Linked DNA regions of Mus musculus: all the other regions are linked to region 1. The links are chromatin loops, found by intact Hi-C in ENCODE. Cell type or tissue: left cerebral cortex. All regions are shown on one strand. Region 1 holds the start of Snca (synuclein, alpha). Region 2 has its middle 120 kb from the start of Snca. Region 3 overlaps Snca (synuclein, alpha).

Region 1 (8,000 bases):
CAAATTCTGAAAGAAGTAGTTTAATGTAGTCACCAATTACATTGGGCTTTCATTATTTTTGCGATAATTTTTAGGGTGAAGTGCTAGCAGTAAAGTTTGTACCTCGAATAATTACTATTAATTTATGCACTGCAATCACAGGTGTTTAAGTTGTGCTTTATGAGACAGGTGCTATTCACATCACAACTGGAAATGGTGGTGGGCAGGGCACCCTGCACAAGTAGTAGAACAGCTTGCGTGAGAGAACTCAACTCTTCTGTATCATCTTCACTACAACAAGCTTTAAGAGCTCCTGTCTAGAGGAGACACAGGGACAAAGAGTGGAGCAGAGACTGAAGGAAAGGCTTCATTTTATTTGCAGACACCAAACCCAGACACTACTGCTAATACCAAGAACTGCTTGCTGAAAGGAGCCTGATACAGCTGTCTCCTGAGAGGCTCGGCTAGAGCCTGATCAATACAGATTCGGATGCTGGAAGCCAACCATTTTGAAACCCCATAGGAATATCAATCAACAAGACCCTCCAGAGCTCCCATAAACCACCAACCAAAAAGTACACATAGAGGAACCCATAGCTCCAGCTGCATATGTAGTAGAGGATGGCATTGTCTGGCATCAATAGAAGAAGAGCCCTTGGACCTGTGAAGGCTGGATTCGCTAGTGTAGGGGAATGCCAGGGCCGTGAGGTGAAAGTATATGGGTGGCAGGGGAGCATTCTCATAGAAGCCAGGGAAGGGGTTTAGAATAGAATAGGGGATAACGTTTAAAATGTAAATACATAAAATACCCAATTAAAAAAAAAGCATGACCAAGGAAAACTAATGCTCACTGGCTGGTCTCTTGTCTGTCTTCTTTGCCTCAGCAGTAACAGAGAATTTGACGTTTGGTAAAATCATGGAATGCCTCTTTAATGAAAGACAAATGAGTCTTGAAGGCCCTGTATCTCAAACCATACCTCTCACCTTTGTTATCCTAATTATCAGCTAAGTTATAAATGATAGTTTATCTTCAGTTTACAGGTGAGATCTAACTGATAAGATATAGCAAAAAAAAATTAGTCATCAAGTAGCAAATAAGAAGTAAGATATGGAAGCTGGGGAACAATATAATAATGGCTTCTCTGAGCCTAGAAATGTACCCTGCCTTCCACCCCACCCTGTCTTGTTTATTTGGAATATTACAAGGATACGGACCTAAGAGGAATGTGAGAAATGAGTCATATCATTGGTTTATATGCTGACTACTTAGCAACATGTAGTTAAGTCTCACATGTGAGACTTAGGAGTTAGATGTGTGACCACAGCTCTTCACCAGGCAGTGAAACAGAACTTGAAGGTGATTTTCTTTATAGTATTAATAAAACTAACATGAAGTGAAGAAAACTTTTTGACTTTAAATTCAATTTATAATTATACATCACGCCATTGAGACTGTTGATTATGAAGCTAAAATATGTTAATTGAATTTTTTGTGCAAATATCACAGAGACAATCAGCACACTGATTAGTATGGCAGGTCTTCAATTCATTGAAAGGCAGTTGTCCAAGGCATTTGTTATTAGAGATGAGATGAGACTTCTGCCAAGCCTTTTCAGCCATAAGTGCTGAAGTTTACATTGTTTTTCTTTGATTACTTCTAACCTTTTATTTTTAATCTTTTGTTTTTCTGGTACGGGAATAGAACCCAGGGCTGCATGCTGGCAGACAAGCACTGTGCCACGGGAGCTATGTCCAAAGTCCAGATTATTTCTAATCCTTCAGGTTAGGTATTAATAATAGTTTCATATCTTGGATAAAAAGTAAGAAATTAGGTTGACTGAGTAACAGATAGATTGAACAACTTCTCTGACAAGATTCAAGTTTCCTAAATATGAAAGTGCACTCAGTTACTACCTTAACTACATAACTTTAGTAACTTTACAAAGCAGTTGCATTTTTATGAACTATGTGTATGTGAAAAAGGGGAGGAGACTCAAAGATATCAAGTTACCTCCTGCAGATGCTAAAGGCAGAAATCATGTGGCTTGAATTAAATTTCTGTCTGTATCAAGTCAAGTCCAGAGTCTACATTCCTTTCATTTCTCTATAGTCTCTGAGTCAATAAAGACAGAGGCAGAGTCACACTGTTTTTTGCCTATGGTTGTTTTCATACTTTAACAGCACAGTTGATTATCTAAGCAATAATCAGTATAGCCAACAGTACAGCTGATTATCTATGACAGATTTTCTAATATGTGTTGGAACATTAACAGAAGTTGACAAATATCTGAGCTATCATTCTTATCTTCACACATTACTCTTCATCCCAAACTCTATGCATGTGTTCAGCTTTTAATTAGATTCCAGAACATAATAAGCAATTGATTAATTAAACATGTTTTAAATATAATAACAGACATTGATAATTTTAATAATATTAGACATATTAAAATTACACTTTCAATATAATGGCCTCACAGAGACCAACAAAATTAATCTTTGAAAAATATAATCACTTTATTTGCCCAAACTCAAAATTAACAATAAAAACAAAGAAGTGTTCTGCTTGACAAAATCCATTTATTATCCAGAAAGAGTAATATACTAAATTAATATTCAACAACTTCTAAATTTGCTTTAAATTAGTGATCTACAGATATGTTTCTTAAGCAACTGAAGTAAAAAAAAAAAAAATCAGTCACAAGCCTGTAGTTGTGGAAGAATTGAGTTTTTCCCCAAATCTACAAATTACTGCTTTTATATTCTGAATTCTATCTAAAACATTATACTTCACAATTCATTAAAAAAAAAACACTCTAAAATTAGCTCATTGACACCCTTCTCTTACAATACTCATTACAAGACTTTCTGAAAGGATGTTTTAAGTAGAAAAAGAGAATTAATTCAATGTAAAATTATTCTGTGAAGAATTAGGAAAGGTGATCTGCTAGAAACTTCAATGAAAAGACACATTCATGAAAATGTTTACAAGTATCAATTCCTCACTGATCGTTTGGAGGGTCAGCATGGCTTCCCCCGATTGGTACTCTGGGTAGCATCTGCATCACTTTTGCCACCTGTTCTGCTCCTTTTCAGCCTGAATGTTTACCCTGAGTCTTCCACCAAGAGAGATGCCCTCCTAAGAAGGTGGAAACAGTGTTCACAGGAGGAAAGAGAGGTAGATGAACCCTGCAACTGTGCTCCCATGTGCACCTGTGTCTCTGCTGGGGATAAGCATGTGTGCATGGGTGTCTATTCCTTCCATGAAAGTACTAGAAGGGATTTGTAAAGTTACAGCCAATTTAACACAGGGAAAGACAGAGAAAGGGAGTGTTGGCCTTCCTTTCAATGTGTACAGTCAGGCAGAAAATGGCACTAAATATCAACCTCTTACTGTTCAGCATGTATGATCTCTGACAGGTGAACTAAACAAACATTTCTGAAGTTCCTTAAGTCCCGCTGTTCCCACTGACCAAGTGATCCCTAAAAGGAGATCCACCAAAGAAGACTTGCTTTCTTTCTTCTATTTGAGGGTCAAAGGAGTTGTATTTTCACAGTTGTAAAATAAAATTATGCAAAACTATTGTTTAAAGCTTTATAATTTATTAAACTTAGCAGGTATTACCTATAGTGATGATGAAAGAAATCAAAGTCCCATGAGTACTTGTGGCTCACTTTCTTTCTTTCTTTCTTTCTTTCTTTCTTTCTTTCTTTCTTTCTTTCTCTTTCTTTCTTTCTTTCTTCCTTCCTTCCTTCCTTCCTTTATTTCTTTATTTCTTTGTGTGTGTGTGTGAGTGTGTGTGTGTGTGTATGTGTGTGTGTGTATGTGTGTATGTGTGTATGTGTGTGTGTAAGAGAGAGTGTGTGTGTGTGTATTGTGTGTGTGTGTGAGTGTGTGTGTGTGTGAGAGAGAGAGAGAGAGAGAGAGAGAGAGAGAGAGAGTGTGAGTGTGTGTGTGTGTGTGTGTGTGTGTGTGTGTGTGTTCTCACATAGTTCAGGCTGGCATCAAATTCTCTGTGTAGCTGAAGATGACCATCAACTCCTGGTCCTTGGGCCTCCACTTCCCAAATGCCACCAGGCTTACTGCCATACATGTCTTTGATTCATAAGCATATTCTTGGTTATTTTTCATGGGTTGCCAATTTTTAAAATTCAGTGTATTCATACACAGAAACAGAAAACCAAATAAAAAACCTACATAAATAACAAGATTAATGAATCTAAGGACAGAAAACATTGTCCCTGTTTGTTTCTGAGAGCTAATATGCAGGTTCATATTCTCTCACCTCCACACAGCTGTCACTCTTCTGAGAAGCTGTGATGCACACGAATCAGACACCACACACCAGCCACCCCAATTCATTAGTCACAGTGTCACTACCTACCTACATAGAGGACTCCCTCTTTTGTCTTTCCAGCTGCCTCTGCCACACCCTGCTTGGTTTTCTCAGCAGCAGCCACAACTCCCTCCTTGGCCTTTGAAAGTCCTTTCATGAACACATCCATGGCTAAAGATGTATTTTTGCTCCACACTAGAGAATACAGAATACATTTTGAATTAGAAAATTTGGGTAAAAAAATAATAATAATAAGGTTTAAAACAGCTAGAGAAAGAAAGGAAATTGAGGGGGAAAAATCAGTATGCCTTCCCCCAAGTCCTGGTGTAAGTGTGATTTCTTGGGTGGGGGGATGTGGGGGTGCTGGGCACAGTGTTGATTGATTGTTGAGTTATGTCACTCAATACTAGGAAAAAGTCATGTCACTTAAGGATGGGATGGATCTAGTTTGATCATTCGACTGCTCTTACATACATATTTCAGAAGAAGAGTTGCAGAAGGGGAGGTGGGCATCCTCTACCCCATCAAGTTCCCAGGGCCCAAAGGTTACATTCAAAGTAAAAAGACTATCTAGAAAAGGAACATGGGAGGTGGGCGTACAGAGATGGAGTGGGGGCAAGAGGATAAAAGACCCAGAGAGGAGTCAGTCTTTGGAGAAGGAAGGGAGGGGAACTGTTTAATCTAGAAGTAGGGAACTGCTTGAAGCCCAGCCTTTCTAATCTTGCAAGACCTTCTGCCCACCACTAGCTCTTTGCCTGCTATCTGCCCAGAGCAGGCGCTGTCCATACACTTGAGCAGTCTCACTTGAGCACCACCCAACCAAGAAGCTCTGTCCTCAGCTGGAATCCTCTAGAAGACCCTGCACCCCATGCTCATTAACCCTTTATCACCTGTTGCCTACTGTCCTCTGCACTTCTATTAATCATGGGCCAAAGGCACCCTTCTTCCTCTACAGAAAGAAGCTGAAATGCCTGGGGTTGGAGCATGAAAGTTGGATGCTCAAATTCCACCCAATGCCCAGCACTAAGCTTCCACCATCCAGCACTCAACATGAAACACCCTAGCGTTTCCGCTTGAAAAAGCAGATGCCACAGGCAACCTGGCCTTTCCCTCGGGCTTTGACAGGATGGAAGGGCATGTCTCCAGCGAAAGGAAAGCCGAGTGATGTACTTTCCACGCACTGGCCCAGTCCCCACCGCCAAAGCAGCTGTAGTTGGTCTTCTCTAGGCGTCCCGGCTCTTTGCTCCGGCTAGCTAAGATCCCCAGAGCTGCCCCATCTACAGGTACTTACCGGCTCCCTAGGCTTCTGAAGAACTCCGATTCTTCCTGTTTTCCCCAATCTAATTTCAATGAAAGAGGCAAGGGCAGGCAGGGGCAGGGGGAACACCTGCTGGTCTCCTGCCGTCTGCTGCCTGCTGCCGGGCGCTCTGGCTCCCTGGCTCCTTCACGTCGCCCCCGCAGCTGATTTGTCAGCGCCTCTCCCCGCCCCTCGCCTGCCTCGTGCCTTCGCTCCTCTTCCTAGGGAGGGGACGGGTTGGTTGGAGGTGCGGTGCGTGAGGGCTGTGGGTATCTGGAGCACATTCCCCCGGATGGAAGGAAGAGAGGACGGCCTGAGCCTCCCCTCGAGTTCAGAGGGCCCTCAGTTTTATCGTGGCTGAACTTGAGCTGGCGCCTCTCCTGCCCCACCCCCCTCCTTCCCTGCCTCAGTCTGTTCCCAGTTCCTCTAGGCGACCCCCTCCTCCAGGACGAGCCCAGATGCCACACCAGAGAGCTGGACCGCCTGAAATGGTCTGTGTGCGGAGCCAGGCAATGGAGAGGGAGCACACACCCTTGGGGTTGCTTTTGTTCACACAGCTTAAGATTTCCATTTGTTTTTACCCCGGAGGAGTCTAAAAGGGTTCTGGGTGCAAAGGGGAGCCGACTAAGGAAGAGTTACAGGTCGAAGAAGCAGGGGGAGGCTCAGCAAATCCTCATTCCCACTCCACTATCACCATTTTCTTTTCCACCAATCAGCGGCTGCCAGACGCTGATTTTTTTTTCCCCATCTGTGGAGCAAGGAATAAATATCCCCCAACCGTCGAAAACCAGCTGCCTCAAGGCTTTTTTGCACTTGAGAAAGTGGCTTACTATAGAGTTACAGGATAGGAAGGTAGCGGCTGTGGGATTCACCCTCTGGGACCATCACAGGCAGTTTCTTCCTTAGTCCCTACTTAATGGCAGATTTTGCACACCTCTTACCTTTCCGACTTCTGGCTGCGTGGAGCTCCAGCGAACAGACTCTTCTTCCAATCCAAGCACACGCGCAGATAGATGCACAGGCTTTGAGACAATTTCTGTGTTACTTAACACGTTCCCACTTCTCTCTGAGATGAGCAGAATACCACTGTTTTATAGCAGAGTGGATTTGAGTGCCAAGCTCCTCCCCCAGCAGAGTGCCTTGCTTTTCCTTTCTTGTATTCTGAACTTGTGTTGGGCACTGGAAGCTAAATCAAGCGTTTACTGTATTAAAAGGGGGGGGGGGTCGTAGGAGGGAATGCTTTCTCTGATCCTTGAAGTCAGTTGACTTCTGAATCCTGAAAAATAAATAAATAAATAAATAAATAAATAAATAAATTGAAGTCTAAAAAAGCATTTGAAACAAGGGACAAGCAGCTTGTTTGGCATGCTATAAAGGAAGGAGGCAGATAAAACCACAAATGCAGAGTACAAGTAATGTGACAGAAATTAACTGTTTAAGCAACGCCTTCAATTCTTATTCCCTTTAAAAATCAACCTTCCTACACACTAGTGGCACATACCATGTTTACTTGAAATTAAAGGAAAAGGTGGCACCTCTGCAGTAGATAGGGTTAGATCCTGGGCTCTAGCATCCCCATCCTGCCAAGTTAGGACACCTGTCCTCAACCAGCCAGGTAAAGTGACATATAAATAGTGAAATACTAGAAATGGGAGTAATTCAATGTGGCCACGTTAAGAAGAGGAACAGAGGTTTAGTGCCCCAAGTTCATCTTGTTTAGATAGAGGTCAGGATGTATGTATGACTAAGCAGTAGGTCAAAGTGTGCTTCCAGCTACTGTCTCTGTCTCCGCTCCAGTCTCTTCTGCAAGGAGGTCTGACTAAGTATCTGATATCTGATATTTCTTCCTGGGAGACATGCTCACCCTGTAATTGACACAAGGCTTCAGCCTTTTCCTTCCCTCAGCAAATTCCTGGAGGACTTCCAATTTCTTGGGGTCTATTTGTCAATAGTCTAAAGCCAGATGAGAGGACACAAACGTTTCCTCGGGATAATGTTTTGCCAGGCCTGTTTTGGTTGCGTCTGGGCGTTGGTTTTCTGCCTCTCAGAACTTTACCAAGTTATGTTCTATTTAGCCAGGTTTTTTTTTTTTCTATTATAGAAGAGAAAGTGAATTGAGATGACACCTCTCCTCTAAAATTTTAGAATGTAAAACATTTAAACATATTTACAGTTGTGAGACTAAGATTCCTACATAAATATCACCAGCTTCCACAAGCATCATTCTGTGCCTTCAGCATGGCTACTCTGTCACTATCGACTTCTCTCCTTCTAGAGATTTAAGCTTTTCATGTTTTTCCATCTGGGAACATTCTAGCACACATTAATAAATGTGAGAATGACTGAAATACCCAGGATGGCATCAAATGATATTCTACATTGAATTA
Region 2 (8,000 bases), 110 kb before region 1:
AGTGCTATCCCAAAAGTCCCGCATACCCACCCACTCCCACTTCTTGGCCCTGGCGTTCCCCTGTAAATAAAATTTCTAATGCCTGCCTTGTTTCTCTCTCAGCTCCTCCTTTTAGTTCTTGGCTCTACTAAACAGTTTCAATTCTATTTTCATGTCATAGACATAAAAAAATTTAGGAACTGTGATGAAAGAAAATATTTGTCCTTCTGAGCCTGATTTAAACTCATTTAAAATGAATATCTCTAGTTGCATCTATCTTCCTCTGAAAAGTATAACTTCTTTATGCCTTACAAATCCATTGTGCATATACTTATTGCTTTCTCTCTTGTTGGCATCTAGTAAGGTTACTTAATAGGCCATTGTGAATAAATCTGCAGGAAACATTGAAGAATAAGTGTCCCTGTGGTATATTGATTTGGAAGCCTTTGGACCAATACCCTTGAGTGTTGAAGATGGGGTGTATGCTAGAGCCATATTTAGCTTTGTACGGACCTCCATGCTGATTTCCTAGTGGCTAGTCAACTTCACATTACCACCATCAGTGTACGAAAGGACTCCTGTCAGTATGTTGCCAGAATTTGTTATTGCTTTCATAGTGACTGCCATTCTTACAGGAATAATATTTATCACAGTCTAGTTCTAATCTTCATTCCATTGATAGCTAGTAAGACTGAACATATTTTTATTGTGGTGATCCTTTCTTTTTCTTCCATTGAGAACTTTTGATCATTTCATTAACTCATTTGTTGATTGCGCTTGATGTCTTGTTTCGTTTTTGGATTTTGTTGGTTTTGTTTTATGGGTTTTTTGTTCAGTTCTTCATATGTTCTAGATGATAACCCTCTGACTCTGTGTCATATATATAGCTACCAAAGATGTCCTTTCATTTAGTAGACTGTCACTTGACCTGATTGCCTATTTTCTTTACTATGCAGAAGCTTTTAAATTTCAATTCTAAAACAGCTAAACTGACTTCTATCGTATCGAATGAATCTAATTCACAATAAGCAGTAGATTTCAGCTAATTAAATGATTATCTTATATTTAGTTATGGTCACTTCAGTCCAATATACATAGTTCCTGACTATACTTCATTTGCTCAGGTTCCTTAGAATTGAGCAGTAAAATCCTTGGCATATATATCTCCACATGTAATAAAATAAATTCCAGTTAGAGCTCTAGGTTCATTTTAAGTCAACTAGATAAAGATTACTATGTTATTATTGTTAATATATGAAGTTATCATCTTCACATATTACATATGCACAAAACACATGCAACTGAATTGCTTATGCCTTGCAAAGGATGTCATCTATGCTTCTTTAAGTGCTGGAACATAATGGGATCCATCACACACACACACACACACACACCTTATCTAAGCTCACAGAAAATCCTGCTCTTTCTTTCTTGTGCAATTCCCCTCAAGACAGGATAGCACACTTCTACAGAGGGGATGTCACTGAGGCTTGTTTGTATCCCTCCATAGAGGCTCAGAGGTTTCAAGTACGTTATTCTCCCCCAAAGGAAGAAAGGACAAGAGAGATGCTGTTTGTGAAACAACCCTGCTGTCTGCACACATGCCATTCACCAGTGTGCCTGACAGCAAAGCATCCCTCTCTTCACTGACATTTGTGCTTCCCAGCTACTGTTCAGACTCTGCTGGTCCATGGTCCTTCCTCTGAAAGCACGAGTGAATGTACAAAGAATTCCATTCTATTTTTGTCTTGTCTGCTTTGCTCAATCCCCCTGATATCACTTCAGCTTAGCATTCATCTGCTCAGACAAAGAGCATGCCACTTCCTGCTATCCATCCATCAATCACAAGAACTAACAAAAGGGGTTCATTAAAGGAGTTAAGTGTTTTGTTATTATAAGAGGCAAGAAAGCAAATATTGGTTTATTTCTATTATGGTATGCTTTTATAACAGCACCGAACACTGTTCTCTCCTTAGTTAACTGTAACCCTCAAAAATTACTCAGTTTCTTTATGATATTACTCTGATGAGCAAAAGAATAACTATGAGGTTTTGTTGTTTAAAAATAAAGGGCTTATATGTAATTATTGGGAAGGCTCAGTGGGCTTTGTTCGTTTGTTTGTTTTCTCATATGTGTATCATGTGAAGAATCACTTCAGTCCTTGGTAAATTTTGAATGCTGATATAAATAAGTATAGCACAGGTACTGGCTGATTTTGTGTGTCACCTTGACAGGAGCAGGAGTTATCATAGAAAAAGAAGTCTCTCTTGAGGAAATGTCTCCATGAGATCCATCTGTAAGGCATCTTCTCAATTAGTGATCAAGGGTGGGAGGGCCTATTGTGAGTGGCACCATCCCTGGGCTGATAATCTTGGGTTCTATTAAAAAAAAAAAAAAGCAAGCTGAGCAAGCCAGGGGAAGCAAGCCAGTAAAAAACATCCCTCCATGGCCTCTGCATCAGCTCCTGCTCCCTGACCTGCATGAGTTCCAGTCCTGACTTCTTTCGGTGGTGAACAGCAATGTGGAAAATGTAAGCTGAATAAACCCTTTCCTCCCCATCTTGCTTCTGGGTCATGGTGTTTTGTGCAGGAATAGAAACCCGAACTAAGACGACACACAATTAACAACTTCTCTAGAGAGCACTTTAAAGGAACATTTTCATCAGAAGTTTATAATAGGGTAAAATCCTTCTATCTAAGAGTACTGAAGGCTCCATAGCTCACACACTTCAGAAGGAAACCCTAGCTTGTCCTTTTGCAGAAGGACTGAGCCCAGATGTTATTGATAATTATACTATTACATAGAAAATCACTCTATTTTTCTATAAAATTGCTTTTCAGCAAAGCTTTCAAGTTCTTAGAAAATTCAGGGCAATTGATGCAGCCAAGATTTGACAAATGTCTCAGTAGGGAAAGAATGAACAATACAGCAAACTGAGATGATTTCTAAAATTCAATGTTTACTTTCCAAAATAACAGTGAAAGCATTTTGGCTGCTTGTATCTGCATTAGAAGGGGAAAAACCTGGGCATGTCTGTTATTTGCATGACGAAACACATGGATAATCTGTCCCTTGGTGCTGAAGACATAATACCTTAAATGTGTATTTATCAGTTTTGATAGTCAGTACAGTTTAACTAATAAACTGCCATACTCTGCTTTTTCAGTCGTAGAAGTAGCTCTTAGCCTGTGCATGTATTTCTAAGAGCTCTCCCTTCTAGGACTTACACCTCATACCTAGCGATGGGGTTCTTCCATTCACAGCTCTACCAAGTTGCTTGTATCTAATATGCCTCATTTAACTCTGGCAGCCAGACCAACACAAGAATTTGGTTAGTGAGACTGAAAGACACAGAAGCTTCTGGTCTGGTGGCTGAGTCTTACAGTAGCGGTACAGACCTGGGCACTTCAGAAACCTGTCCTGTCCCTGATGAGCTCTGCCTTCTCTTTTGGAATAGTCACTAGCATCTTCTGAAAGAGCAGACTTATTTAACATAGACCCAGATGGTGTCTGTTACTTTCAAGGGTAAGAATCTTAACTAATGCCTGTAGCCTATCTTTATCATGTGTGTTTACCACTGATGCCATTTCCACATCCCCAGCTTTCTAATAATGATTAATAATGATAGAACAATCCAAATTTAATCTGTAGCACAGCAAAGCAAGTGAGAGAGAGAGAGATTTTTTTTGTTTGTTTTCTTTTTTTTTTAACAGATTTATTTATTTTATGTATATGAGTACACTGTAGCTGTGAGCCATCATATGGTTGCTGGGAATTGAACTGAGGACCTCTACTTGCTCTGACCCTGCTTGCTCCGGCCCAAAGATTTATTTATTATTATATGTAAGTACACTGTAGCTGTTTTCAGACACACCAGAAGAGGGCATCAGATGTCATTATGGATGTTTTGTGACCCACCATTTGGTTGCTGGGATTTGAACTCAGGACCTTTGGAAGAGCAGTCAGTGTTCTTAACTGCTAAGCCACCTCTCCAGGCCCTAGGGTCTTCTTTTATTTTTTCCCTGACCAAGTTATCACTGAGTAGAGTTCAGTTTCCATGGGTATGTGGGTTTTCTGTTGTTTTTGTTGTTATAAAGACCAGTCTTAGTCCATAGTGATATGATAGCATGCATGGGATTACTTCAACCTTCTTGTATTGGTTGAGGCTTGTTTTGTGACTGATTATATGGTCAATTTTGGAAAAGGTACCATGAGGTGCTGAGAAGAAGGTCTATTCTTTTGTTTTAAGGTGACATGTTCTATAGATGTCTGTTAAATCCATTTGGTTCATAACCTATTAGATTCACTGTGTGAGAGAGAGAGATTTATTTGAAAAAATTTTTCAGATAAAAGTGCTTCTATTAACCATAATTAAATAAAAATTTAACAATATTCATACTAAAACTCCATGCATTCTAGCTTATGAAAATAATATTTTCATGAATATACCTTTTGTGATATAATTAGACTATGTCCATCACTTCTACTGCTCAGTATACCCTACTAAGTTTTGTTAATTTTATGTTCTAGCTAGTGACAAGATAGCTTGGGAAGGACACAGTAAACTGAAGGACAGATTAGTATTTGAAATAGTCACATATTGATAAAGGGTTTTTTTTAACAATACAGAATCTCTAAGATGTCATAATGACAGCCTTGTCATCTTAAAATAAGGAGTAATACCAGTTTTCATAGCCACCCCTAGATAATGTCAATATAACTTTTTATATATGAAGAATCAATAAGTAAATACACCATACATGTCCTTTTTGGCCAGAGTTACCTCACTCAGAATATTTTTCTAGTTCTACCCACTTGCCTTCAAACCTCATTATGCCCTCATTCCTAATAGGCAGATAAGGCTGCTGTGAACACTAATAAGTGCATATTAGCCAAAGAGAGTACAGAATACCCAGGATACAATTCACAGAACCCAAGAAGGTTAGCAAGCTGAAGGGCCCAAGTTAGGATGGTTCAGTCCCACCTGGGAGGGAGAAGAGCAATCACAGGAGGCAGAGGGAGGAAGGGACCTGGGAAAGGGGAGAGGGTGGGGAAAAGGGGAACATAATCAGGTATTGGTGATGGAAGAAAACAGGAGAGAAGCCCAGAGAGGCAGCAGAAAGAATGGAAAACAAGCAACCTCAGGAGATGGGAGGTGGGGGAATCTTCTAGAATGTACCAAAAACCTGGGAAGTAAGATACTCTCAGGACTCAAAGAGAGGGATCTTAGATGAAATGCCCAACAGTAGGAGAGAGAACTTGTAGAGACAACCTCCAGGAGAAAGACAGATGTGGTTGCCATCCCATATCAAAATCTCTAACCAGGAATTGTTTCTGTCAAAAGGAACTTCAGGGACAAAAATGGAGAAGAGACTGAGGGAAAGGCAGTCCAGTGACTGCCCCAATTTGGGATTTATCTCAAGAGTCCAAGGCCTGACACTATTACTGATCCTATGGTGTGCTTACAGACAGGAGCCTAACATGACTGCCCTCTGAAAGGCCCAACAAGCAACTGAAAAGGTCAGGTGCAGATATTTACACCCAACCAATGGACAGAATCTGGTGACCCCTGTAGTTAAATTAAGGAAAGCCTGGAAGAAACTGTGGAGGAGGGTAGTCCTAGAGGAAAACCAGAAGTCTCAACTAACCTGGACCCCTGAGATTTCTCAGACACTGAGCCACCATACAGGAAGCATATACCAGCTGATGTGAAGTCCCTGACACATACTTATTGGTAATATTATACCTCCTGTTTTTCCCTCGTAAATCAGCTGACTAGTAAGGGAGAAATTTGAAAGGATATCCAGACCAAGACAGCCTTGCCCTAATAAATGAAGAAAACCTAAAATTCACTCTGTATGGACTGCCTGAGACCCACAAAATATCAAGGCAGTCAATATAACATGGAGATGGACAGAGTTCATAAGCTCCCACTCATAACTTAGAAGCTATGGACAGCTGATCGCTTCTTAGGGAGAGAGAATTTTCTTTAAGGGCTTGGAATTTGGTACATGAACTATGTTCCAGTTCATGCCCCCACATCCATAAGTATATGGGCAGCACAAAAGGACTCAGTTGTTTAAAAATAAGAAAAGAGGAAGAAATATGAATTTGAGAGGAGTTGGGAGGTAAGATGGATATGGGAGGAGTTTGGGAATGGAATGTGGGATCAATAAGCTCAAAATACATTCTATGAAAATCCCAAGGAATTAATACGAAAGTTTACATCCAAACCTGCTAACAGTTCTGGAAAATACTTCAGTACAGAAGTTTAATTTACCTTTCAGTTTTTTAAATATTTACCTAACTCTCTGAGAACCAATGCTGGAGAGAGTACATCCTATAAAAATAAGATAGACTGTGATTCATGAGGCAAGCCTAGCAATTACACAGTATTGTGCCTCTCCTGCTTCCTAACCTTTTCTAGGTCATATCCACTTTAGAAGTGGTTCAAAATATAAATGTGTTCAGCCATAAAAAGTTGCATAGACATATGGCCATTAACTTTTATGTAAAATGCAAAATCTGCATATTATTTAAGTGTGATACTTTAATCTACCAATGGGCACTATGAGAAGCAAACCTAAACTTTGAACTTTTCAGCTCTCTTAAAAATTAAGATTTCTGTTTCTTTTTTTGCATCTAACCATGGATAATTTAAATTTTAAGGTTTTACTCTTACCATTTGTTTAAATAGGTGTTTTTTTTACTCTTGTGGCTCTTTTAAGTGATCTGGGAAGGCAATTTAAGAGTGTTGCAGATACTTACTGCATCTAAAATATGAGGAATTATGATATAAGTACAACAAACTCTTGGGGCTGGAGCGATGGTTAAGAGTTCTCAGTGCTCTTCCAGTGGACCTGAGTTCAGATCCTAGCAGACACACTGAAAGAATCGTAGCAGCTTGCAATCCAGCTCCAGAGGATCCAAAACCCTCTTTTAGACTTTATGGATACTGCACTGGTGTGCACATCCACATGGACACAATGAAAATTAAAATAAATAGTTTTCTTTTTAAATTGTATTTCTATAGTGTAAACTTCTGACACATTGGAGTCTCCCTGCTGTTGTTATTGATCACCAAAGCTACAATATTGAGTACAGCAGGAGACTTACCAAAGACATCTGAGCAGCAAGGGACCCACTTTTAATGTTATTTTCCTCTATATGAGTTATGTTGAGGTAAGATTATACTTATTTGATGCTTTGCAAAATTTTAAAACTATGTCCATGAAGTTATTCTGAATCAAAAGATGTTTTGGAAGTTATCAAATTCTATCTCAGATGAAGTACAAGAAAATATTTCTGCAATCATAATAATGCTTAGAATTTTGTTTCATAAATACTTATGTTTTTGCCTCTTATTCTTTGAGGTCTTACTTGTTTTTACAGTAATCTTCACAGTAGTATTAGAAGGAATTACTATAATGTAAACATGTCTACTTAAACAATATTTTAGTTTGATAGCATCTTACTCTTAAAATTTTGACTTTTTTCTTTTATGACGTTTTCTTAATCCACTGAAGATGAGAAGACCTCACCCTAGAGTTTTCTAACAATACTTTAGCTATAATAGATCTTAATTACTCTATAAAAACATATAATACATGTTCAAAAATCTCAATTTATATCTAATGTTCAGAGTCTATGATTACAGAAGTAGCATGTCAGAACTTTAAGACAATGAGCCAAAAACAAAAGCAAGACCAAATTTGGAGAAATGGAAATGTTGAATAAATGGAAAATGTGTTTGTCTTTTTAATAACTTCAAAACAGCAGGACATGGTAGTGCATGCCTGTAGTCCCTGCTACTTGGAAGATGAGGAAAAAGTTGTTTGAGCCAATGAGTTTGAGGTTAGCCTGGTTAACTGATGGGACCTTATGCTGAGCAGTAGATGGCCAACACAAAATATACTCAGTGATTTTATTTTATTTTATTTTATTTTTTGGAAGAGCTTTTTATCTCACATTGCTTTACTTGGCTTTATTTGAACATTTTTACCTTACTGGTATTTTGCTTC
Region 3 (8,000 bases), 98 kb before region 1:
TTTTCTATTAAAAGTAGATATAAATTCTATAACTGAGCATATCTGACATCATGTTTCTTACAGAACTCTAAGAATATAACTCATTCTAAGCAGTAATAGCATCACAGACTCACAGACCATTTTCTATCAGCCAGTAATAATCCAAAACATGCTACATAATATTTATCTTTTGTGGAGCAATGCTTTGACATACTATGATTGCCATATGCATTTTTGACCGATAAATAGAGGTACCCATCTGGGTATCAAATTATTTGTTTGTACTACCACTAGCAATAGGCTAGACAATCTTTAAGGGTCTTGTTTTGATATCTGGGTCTTCAACACTCCCCTGGTCAGCCTCCCAAGCATGCATCATTGTCTATTCTAAGTCAAGAATATTATATCCTTCCTAAGATAAACACATAGATTTGCCACTATATTTGCTTAGATTTGACGTTACTAGATCCCAGCTTAACTTCCATATTTATGAACATGAGTTCGTGTCTATCTCCTTTTACGGTATAAACCTGGTGTTTATTTACCTACAAAAGGCAGTTAAAAAGGCTTGAAGGAACATAATTAATATGAAACAGATTTCTAAGGCAGCATGACTTTGCTATGTTGCTATAGAAACAATGGGGATTTCTGGTCACTGACCTTTCAGATAATGCAAGAATATGCTTTCATAAAACTCATAAGAGTAATCAGCCTAGGATATTCATCTCTAGTTTCTGGTGGAGCATTTTGAAATCCCCTTTGCAGTCCTGGATGATTTTAGAGTTAAATTGTATTGTTCAGCGTTACTATAGAGTCAAAGTATAACTCTTTGAAGAAATATTTTTAACTGATTCTAATATGAGATCTAAGATTAACACAGTGACCATGTGAGCAGCAAAGAAGAAGAAATGTTGAGATTAAAGGAAACAAAGTCATCTTTCAAAAAGTTCTGATGATATATCTGTTCTGCTACATTTTGAGCTCTTCTATCATATGTTTCACTAACTATAAAAATAAGGCCTCACTCTATCAAAGTGTAACTAGAAATTAGAATTTTATCGCAAAACATTAAAGGATCAATATCATTGGCCAATGGAAATTTTTAGCTTATTCCCTTAATATGGTAATGCATTCATATACTAGGTTTTCACTGATAAATAAACACAATTAAAATTCCTAGTTAAGAAAGAATTTATCGCCAGGTGTGGTGGCGTGCGCCTTTAATCCCAGCACTTGGGAGGCAGAGGCAGGCGGATTTCTGAGTTCGAGGCCAGCCTGGTCTACAGAGTGAGTTCCAGGACAGCCAGGGCTATACAGAGAAAACCTGTCTCGAAAAAAAAAAAAAAAGAAAGAAAGAAAGAAAGAAAGAAAGAAAGAAAGAAAGAAAGAAAGAAAAGAAAAGAAAGAATTTATCTATTTCTTTGGCCATTTGGCAGAAGCCAATGATTCAATGGAGACATGGCAAAGCTTGCCTTGTGACAGATTATTGTTATGATTACATCAATATTTCAGTTTTTACTGGAAATAAATGAGGAAGATCATCAGCAAATGCATCATTTAACTACAATAAAATACCTGTCAATGGGTGACAAGATTATCTAATATCAGAATGGAAATCTGTCTAGCAGTTCCTCAGAAAATTAGACATAGTACTACCTTAGGACCCAGCTATATCACTCCGGGCCATATATCCAGAAGATGTAATAAGGACACATGCTCCACTATGTTCATAGCAGCCATATTTATAATAGCCAGAAGCTAGAAACAACCCAGATGTCCCCCAACAGAGGAATGGACACAGAAAATGTGGTACATTTACATGATGGAGTACTACTCAGCTATTAAAAACAATGACTTCATGAAACTTGCAGACAAATGGATAAAACTTGGAAATATCATCTTGAATGAGGTAACTCAGTCACAAAAGAACACACATGATATGTACTAAAGGTTTGGAATATCCAAGATTCAATTCACAGACCCTATGAAGCCCAAGAATGAAGAACAAAATGTGGATGCTTCAGTCCTTCTTGGAAGGTTGAACAAAAACTCACAGGAGGAAATATGGAGACAAAGTGTGGAGCAGAGACTGAAGTAAAGGCCATCTAGAGACTGCCCCACCTGGGGATCCATTCCATATATAGCCACCAAACCTGGATGCTATTGTGGATGCCAGGAAGTGCTTGCTGATGGAAGACTGATTTGGATGCCTCCTGAGAGGCTCTGCCAGAGTCTGACAAAAACAGAGGCAGATGCTCACAGTCAACCATTGGACTGAATATGGCGTCCCTGATGGAGGAGTTGGAGAAGGGACTGAAGGAGGTGAGGGGCTTTGCAGCTCCATTTAGGGAGCAACAGTGTCAACCAGCCATACCCTCTGGAGCTCCTAGGGATGGGACCACCAATCAAAGAATACACATGGAGGGACCCATGGCTCTGGCTGCATATGTGGCAGTGGATGGCCTTGTTGGACATCACTGGGAAAAGAGGCTCTTGAGTCTGAGGTTGTTTGATGCCCCAATGTAGGGGAATGCCAGAGAGGAAAGACAGAAGTGGGTGGGTGAGTGGGGGAACAACCTCATAGAGGCAGGGGGAAGGAGAATGGGATATGGAATTTCTGAAGGGGAGACCTGGAAAGGGGAAAACATTTGAAATGTAAATAAAGAAAATATCCAATTAAAAGAAAAGAAAAGAAAAGAAAAGAAAAGAAGAGAGAAGAAAAGAAATATCTCTTCAGATATAAAACTCTCATAGCACAAAGGCACATAAAGAAAAATAGAAGCATCCCAGTATTTGTACCTTGAGCAGTACAATCCACACTAGTGATCAGACATTTAGAAATTTCTCTAATGTAGTGGCACATTCTTCTTCTAGAGACTTTGTGAAGGCTGGGACTCTAAATCCTTCCACTTACTGGAGAGGTAGTCTTGATCAAACTCTTTAGCCATTAGGTGCTTAATCTTGTTCATGTAATAAGTGAGATAGAAAATTCAATTTCTTGGTATTGTTTTGAGAATTAAATGACCTAAAATTATGTATTAAAATCACACCTAAATATATATATTAGTCAAATAACGTTTTCTTAAAGTATATCCAAATTCAGGGACAGGGCTAGCATGATCATGCCAGTCCTGATGTGTTGCGATGCCCAAGGAAGAAAGAATGCAGACACACTCATCCTACATAGAAATACAACTTCCCCATGGCAATGCCAGGGGCAGTATGCTAAGTTTTTAGAAGAATGTATTTTCTTCCTTGGGATGGGTTTAAATACCACAGACTCCTATAAAAAGAAAAAAATTACTGCACTCAGGCTAAAGTGTCCCACAAAACTCCAGTAAAAGATGCCAGTAGTGAGTACTGGGTCTTCAAGTTACTCCCAACTTCTGACCTTGGTTCCTTAATTAGAGGTTCCCAAGATTCTCTGCTTAGTTTTAATGATTTTTAGGAGTAATAATATACAACTTACTCAGTATATTACCAGTTTATTGCAAAAGATAGACTCCAGGAGCAACCACATAAAAAAGACACAAAGAGCATCGTAGGTGTGTGTTAGGAACCTCAGGACATCTCTGTTTGCTCAATTGCCCAGAAGCTGCCTAAGCCTTTTATAGGGACTTTTATAAAGAAATAGTGAAGATGGATCTTAAGATCTAAATCTTTCCCCTTCCTGGGGGACTGAAATAGGGTCTAAAAGCTTTAAGTTGCTAATCATGGTTTCACAGTTCTGCTGCCCAAGGCCAGGACTCAGAATACATGTCTTGAAATATGTTAACACTTTGGCTTGTTGTGTATTTGAAACTGAGGGAAACAGAAGAAAGCTTTGGAATCAGAAAGCTCCTCTCTCTCTCTCTCTCTCTCTCTCTCTCTCTCTCTCTCTCTCTCTCTCTCTCTCTCTCTCTCTTTCTCTCTCTCTCTCTCCCCCCTACCTTCCTCCTTCTCTCTGACCTTTCCATCTCTGAAGACCCTCAAGTAATACTCACCCATCTCCGAAGGAAAGAATACTAACAGAAGCAAGAAAAATACAAACTGGATTTGTCAGCCCTCTCAGTATATTTCCATTAGGTGATATGACATTTGAAGTTAACCATAGTTCTATAAAACTGTTTATTCTTCTACAAAATTCAAACATAAAAATATAGTTTTCTACTATTTTTAGCCCTTAATGCCTAACTCCTCATCTATCATGCCAAACTTTGGTTAGCTAAGTTAGCTCTTCATTTTGCTCTTCTTTCTTACAGAGATATCTACTGCCATCCTTGTGCTGATTGAGGTAAATATAGTCCTTTCTCTCTTATACATCAGCCAGCTTCAGAAGCCAAATTGTGTGCATTTCATCAGAACAAGAGTTAAGAAATTCTTAGCACTGGGAGCTATGTGCAAACCACGGATGAGAGATAGATCGATAGATGATAGATGATATAGATAGATAGATAGATAGATAGATAGATAGATAGATGATTGATAGATAGATAGATAGATAGATAGATAGATAGATGATAGATAGATAGATAGATATCGATAGATCAGTTATTAGAATAAGAGACACACTTAGCAATCATATGGCACATAAAATCACAATGCTTTTAAATTACTCCTCCAGGAATTAGAGGCAGAAACATTCTGAATATGTTTCCTGAGACAGTGTCTCAAACCATAAGCCTCCTGGCTCTGAATAGATTATAAGTGTACTAGTTGTATGACACCCTATGTATAAATTCCATTATGCCACAAATAGCTATACAAATTATGAAGTATACTTGCATCTTACAATCTGGAGAAGAGACTTTTGAAAAGAAGGCAAAAGTTGAAATTCCAAAGTGTACATTTGATTGTGTAGTGCTGCCAATTGTGGGGCCCAAGCCTGCTGTGGACGGCTTTCTTTAAAGTCCTTCGTGGACTCATTACAAATCAAACAGCTCTGACTTGGGATTTAAATCTGGAAAGCTAAAGCTCTAGTCAAGAGGCATCCTCAGACTGCACTTCTCAAGGGCTGGACTCCTACCAGGGCTTGTGTGAACTAAGGAGCTTCCTTTAGGTGGTGAGTGAAACACTCTTAAGATAAAAGAAAGCTAAACAGCAAAAACTCATTAACTGTTCGCACATTGACAGCGTGGCACTGCTTAAGAGAAGAAGAGCTTTACAATACCATACCCATCAATAGCAGTTCTCAAGGTCAAGCACAGTCTGCCTCCAGTCCTACACTGCTCATTGTCATTGTCATCAATTTGATTGTGTTCTGTTTGTATCTTTCCTTTTTAAGAAGAGGGTACTTTCGGTAAATATATAATGTACCCTAAACACCATCTGGGCTACCTTAATAATGAATCCTTCATCAGCTTCAAGGAAACATAAATTAGATAAGGAGTTATCACCTATTTCCAGGGTCAAAGCACACATGCAACTGAACACTCCATAGTATTTTCTCAACTGGGCAGAAGGAAGTTCCAGTGGTGCTATCTTCATGGTCTCCCACTCCTCTTCTGTTCCTGTCACTGTCCAACACACATCAATTACTCATGACCGTACAGGAGCAACAATATTCGTTACAGAAAGTGTACTCTCTGCAAGTGGTTTTCACTGTGGCTTTGCTGGTTTTCTTCTGAATAATTAGGAAGATGAACTGAGTAATTTCTCAGTCAGTCAAGTTTTTGTCTTCATTCATGGGTAATTAAGCCTATCTAAAGAAACCTTTTCCTAAAAGATATTCCCAAATCCCTGTTATTCACAAATTGACATTGCCTTTTGTTCCATTTTGCTTTTACCTTTGCGTACCTGCTAAGGTATCATATACATAGCCCACTGCCTGGGGTCCCTGAGGAGTTTTAAGGTATTTCCTGGGTTCTTTTATACACACACACACACACACACACACACACACACACACACACAAATACACACACACACACACACACACACACACACATATACATGCCATAAATTCCAAATTAAGGTTCTTCAATGGCCTGCCTCTGATATGCTAATGTGTCTTATGAATATGTAAAAGTTCACTATCCCTCACACGTTTTAGTTCCAATGAAGTGTTTCCTCAAGTGCAGCCACAGCTCTGAGCAGAACTGTAGATAAAGCTGGCTGTGTTCAATCTCACTGGAGAATCCTTCCTGCTGTTCCATCTCTAAATCCCCTCGGTTCCTTAAGACATGTTGCAACTTTTCATTCCAGTTCACTGTGTCAGTTGTCATTAAATGTTCATGTTCCTGATATGCATGATTTTGTTACTAAAGTAAAAGGAACCAGGAAAGATTTTGCAATGGATAATATTTTATTTTATTTTCCACCATTTATATACAAACACAAGTTAATAAAACACATCACAAAACTGTAAAATTCATAAATTAATATTTATAGGTGCATAGTCTCATGCTCACATAATTTTAAAATATATATTAACAAATTTCACAACACATCATTCTTAGACAGAAAGAGTCATTCAGGACACCTAAAACTCTTGGAGCAAATCACAACTTCTTAAGAACAGCAACAAAAAGAAAACGATGAAGATTTAGAAATAAGTGGTAGTCACTTAGGTGTTTTAAGTTTCTTCTAACAATTTAAGTGTGAAGCCACAACAATATCCACAGCACACAAGACCCTGCTACCAGGTTTTCACTGTAGTGAGAGGGGAGCACCGGGATGCTGAGGGGCAGGTACAGGACGCCGATCACTGCTGATGGAAGACTTTGAAACACACTGTACAGCTTTGAGAAAAGGTCATGACTGGGCACATTGGAACTGAGCACTTGTACGCCATGGAAGAGCAGCCGGCAGATCTTAGGAGATTGGGTGCAATGACATTCTTAGGCTTCAGGCTCATAGTCTTGGTAGCCTTCCTAATATCAGGAAAAGAAAATAATAACAGCATGCCTTGTCAGTGAAGTGACAGATATCAACTGTCTGCTTCACAGTGGGGGAGGGCTCATCATTTCAATCAGATAAAATTGATCCTCAGAGCAGTGTTTGGAACTTATCTGTCATTGACATTTATTGGCTTTTTCATACGTATCAACTGTAAGTTATAGAGGACATCACCGTTAGATTATTAGGCCCAATTCTAGGTATATCATTTGATCTGTGCTCTCCTCCTGCAGTGTGAATTGGCAGGGTCTCTGGATTCTCTCCTTTGCTCTGCAGTGTGAGCTGTGCACACCTAGGTAAGCTGCATGAAGCCTCCTCCAGAGCTCATCTTTCGCCTTTCTCTCCCCCATTAGAACACTCCACCTTCATGAATTGCTTCCATGAAGGATCTTTCACATGAAAGCCCAAGCCTCCTGGACAAAATCCAGATAACATTCATGACAGTAATGACCCAATGTAACTGAATTTGATAGCCTTCCTCAAAATTAACTCTAATTAGGATTGTGCTGTTAAACTAAACCTATCATCAAACTCTTCTTTTTCCAAATGTAAAAATAAACTTAAATGATGGTAACTTGGGGCTCTACAGTTTGTCTAAAACCTTAGTTATGTCTTCAGCCTTAATCTGTCATTTTTCTGTTTTCTAACCATGATTCATAACTGCCCGTTGTTACTCAGACATTTCCATATGCCTTTGTTACTACCAGTCTCTTGTTCTAGAATGTTTTAATTTTGACCTACTATATCCCTTACCCTCTCCCACAAAGATTAAAATCATTTGCTCTAAAATATTTTCTTGATTGAACTATGCCAACCATAATGTGAGAGAGATCTGATAGTGGCAGGGTTTTGATGGTATGTGTTCCAAATTAAACACCTAAAGTGTTTTGCTTAGTTTTCTTTATACAGGCATTTACCTCTGAAGGCATTTCATAAGCCTCACTGCCAGGATCCACAGGCATGTCTTCCAGGATTCCTTCCTGTGGGTACCCCTCCTCACCCTACAGAGAGGGAAGAGAAAGCACAATAAGAGAGTGTTTTAACTTCTGAAAACCAGCTTGAAAAAGACACCTTATCTTCAAGGTGCTGCACGAAGTGTTATCAGAAGTGCATTCTTCTGTATTATTGATGGATTCTAAGTGTAC

Evidence for each region. Hi-C counts contacts between places; a loop is a spot of excess contacts. Peaks named below come from ENCODE experiments on the same cell type or tissue, not always from the same donor. Only the 100,000 strongest peaks of a DNase experiment are listed, where the experiment ranks them.
Region 2: it touches region 1 in a loop (11-fold over the local background); 3 of 42 quality-filtered maps call a loop at or near these places.
Region 3: it touches region 1 in a loop (2.9-fold over the local background); 3 of 42 quality-filtered maps call a loop at or near these places.

What each region holds. Positions count from the first base shown.
Region 1 is chr6:60,823,117-60,831,116 of GRCm38, forward strand. Snca (synuclein, alpha) reads right to left here and starts at 5,888. Exons shown (of 6, transcript NM_001042451.2): 1 at 5,608-5,888; 2 at 4,365-4,511. The coding sequence starts at 4,485. In left cerebral cortex, no CTCF peak of the experiment used is centred here; DNase peaks (open chromatin) are centred at 4,355, 5,173, 5,377, 5,793 and 2 more places; H3K4me3 peaks cover 3,798 bases; H3K27ac peaks cover 2,040 bases.
Region 2 is chr6:60,708,655-60,716,654 of GRCm38, forward strand. No RefSeq gene overlaps it. Among named protein-coding and RNA genes, the nearest start is that of Snca, 120 kb to the right of the region's middle. In left cerebral cortex, no CTCF peak of the experiment used is centred here; DNase peaks (open chromatin) are centred at 3,310 and 6,419; H3K27ac peaks cover 218 bases.
Region 3 is chr6:60,725,332-60,733,331 of GRCm38, forward strand. Snca (synuclein, alpha) reads right to left here. Exons shown (of 6, transcript NM_001042451.2): 5 at 7,773-7,856; 6 at 6,242-6,830. The coding sequence ends at 6,798. Among named protein-coding and RNA genes, the nearest start is that of Snca, 100 kb to the right of the region's middle. In left cerebral cortex, no CTCF peak of the experiment used is centred here; DNase peaks (open chromatin) are centred at 4,978 and 6,061.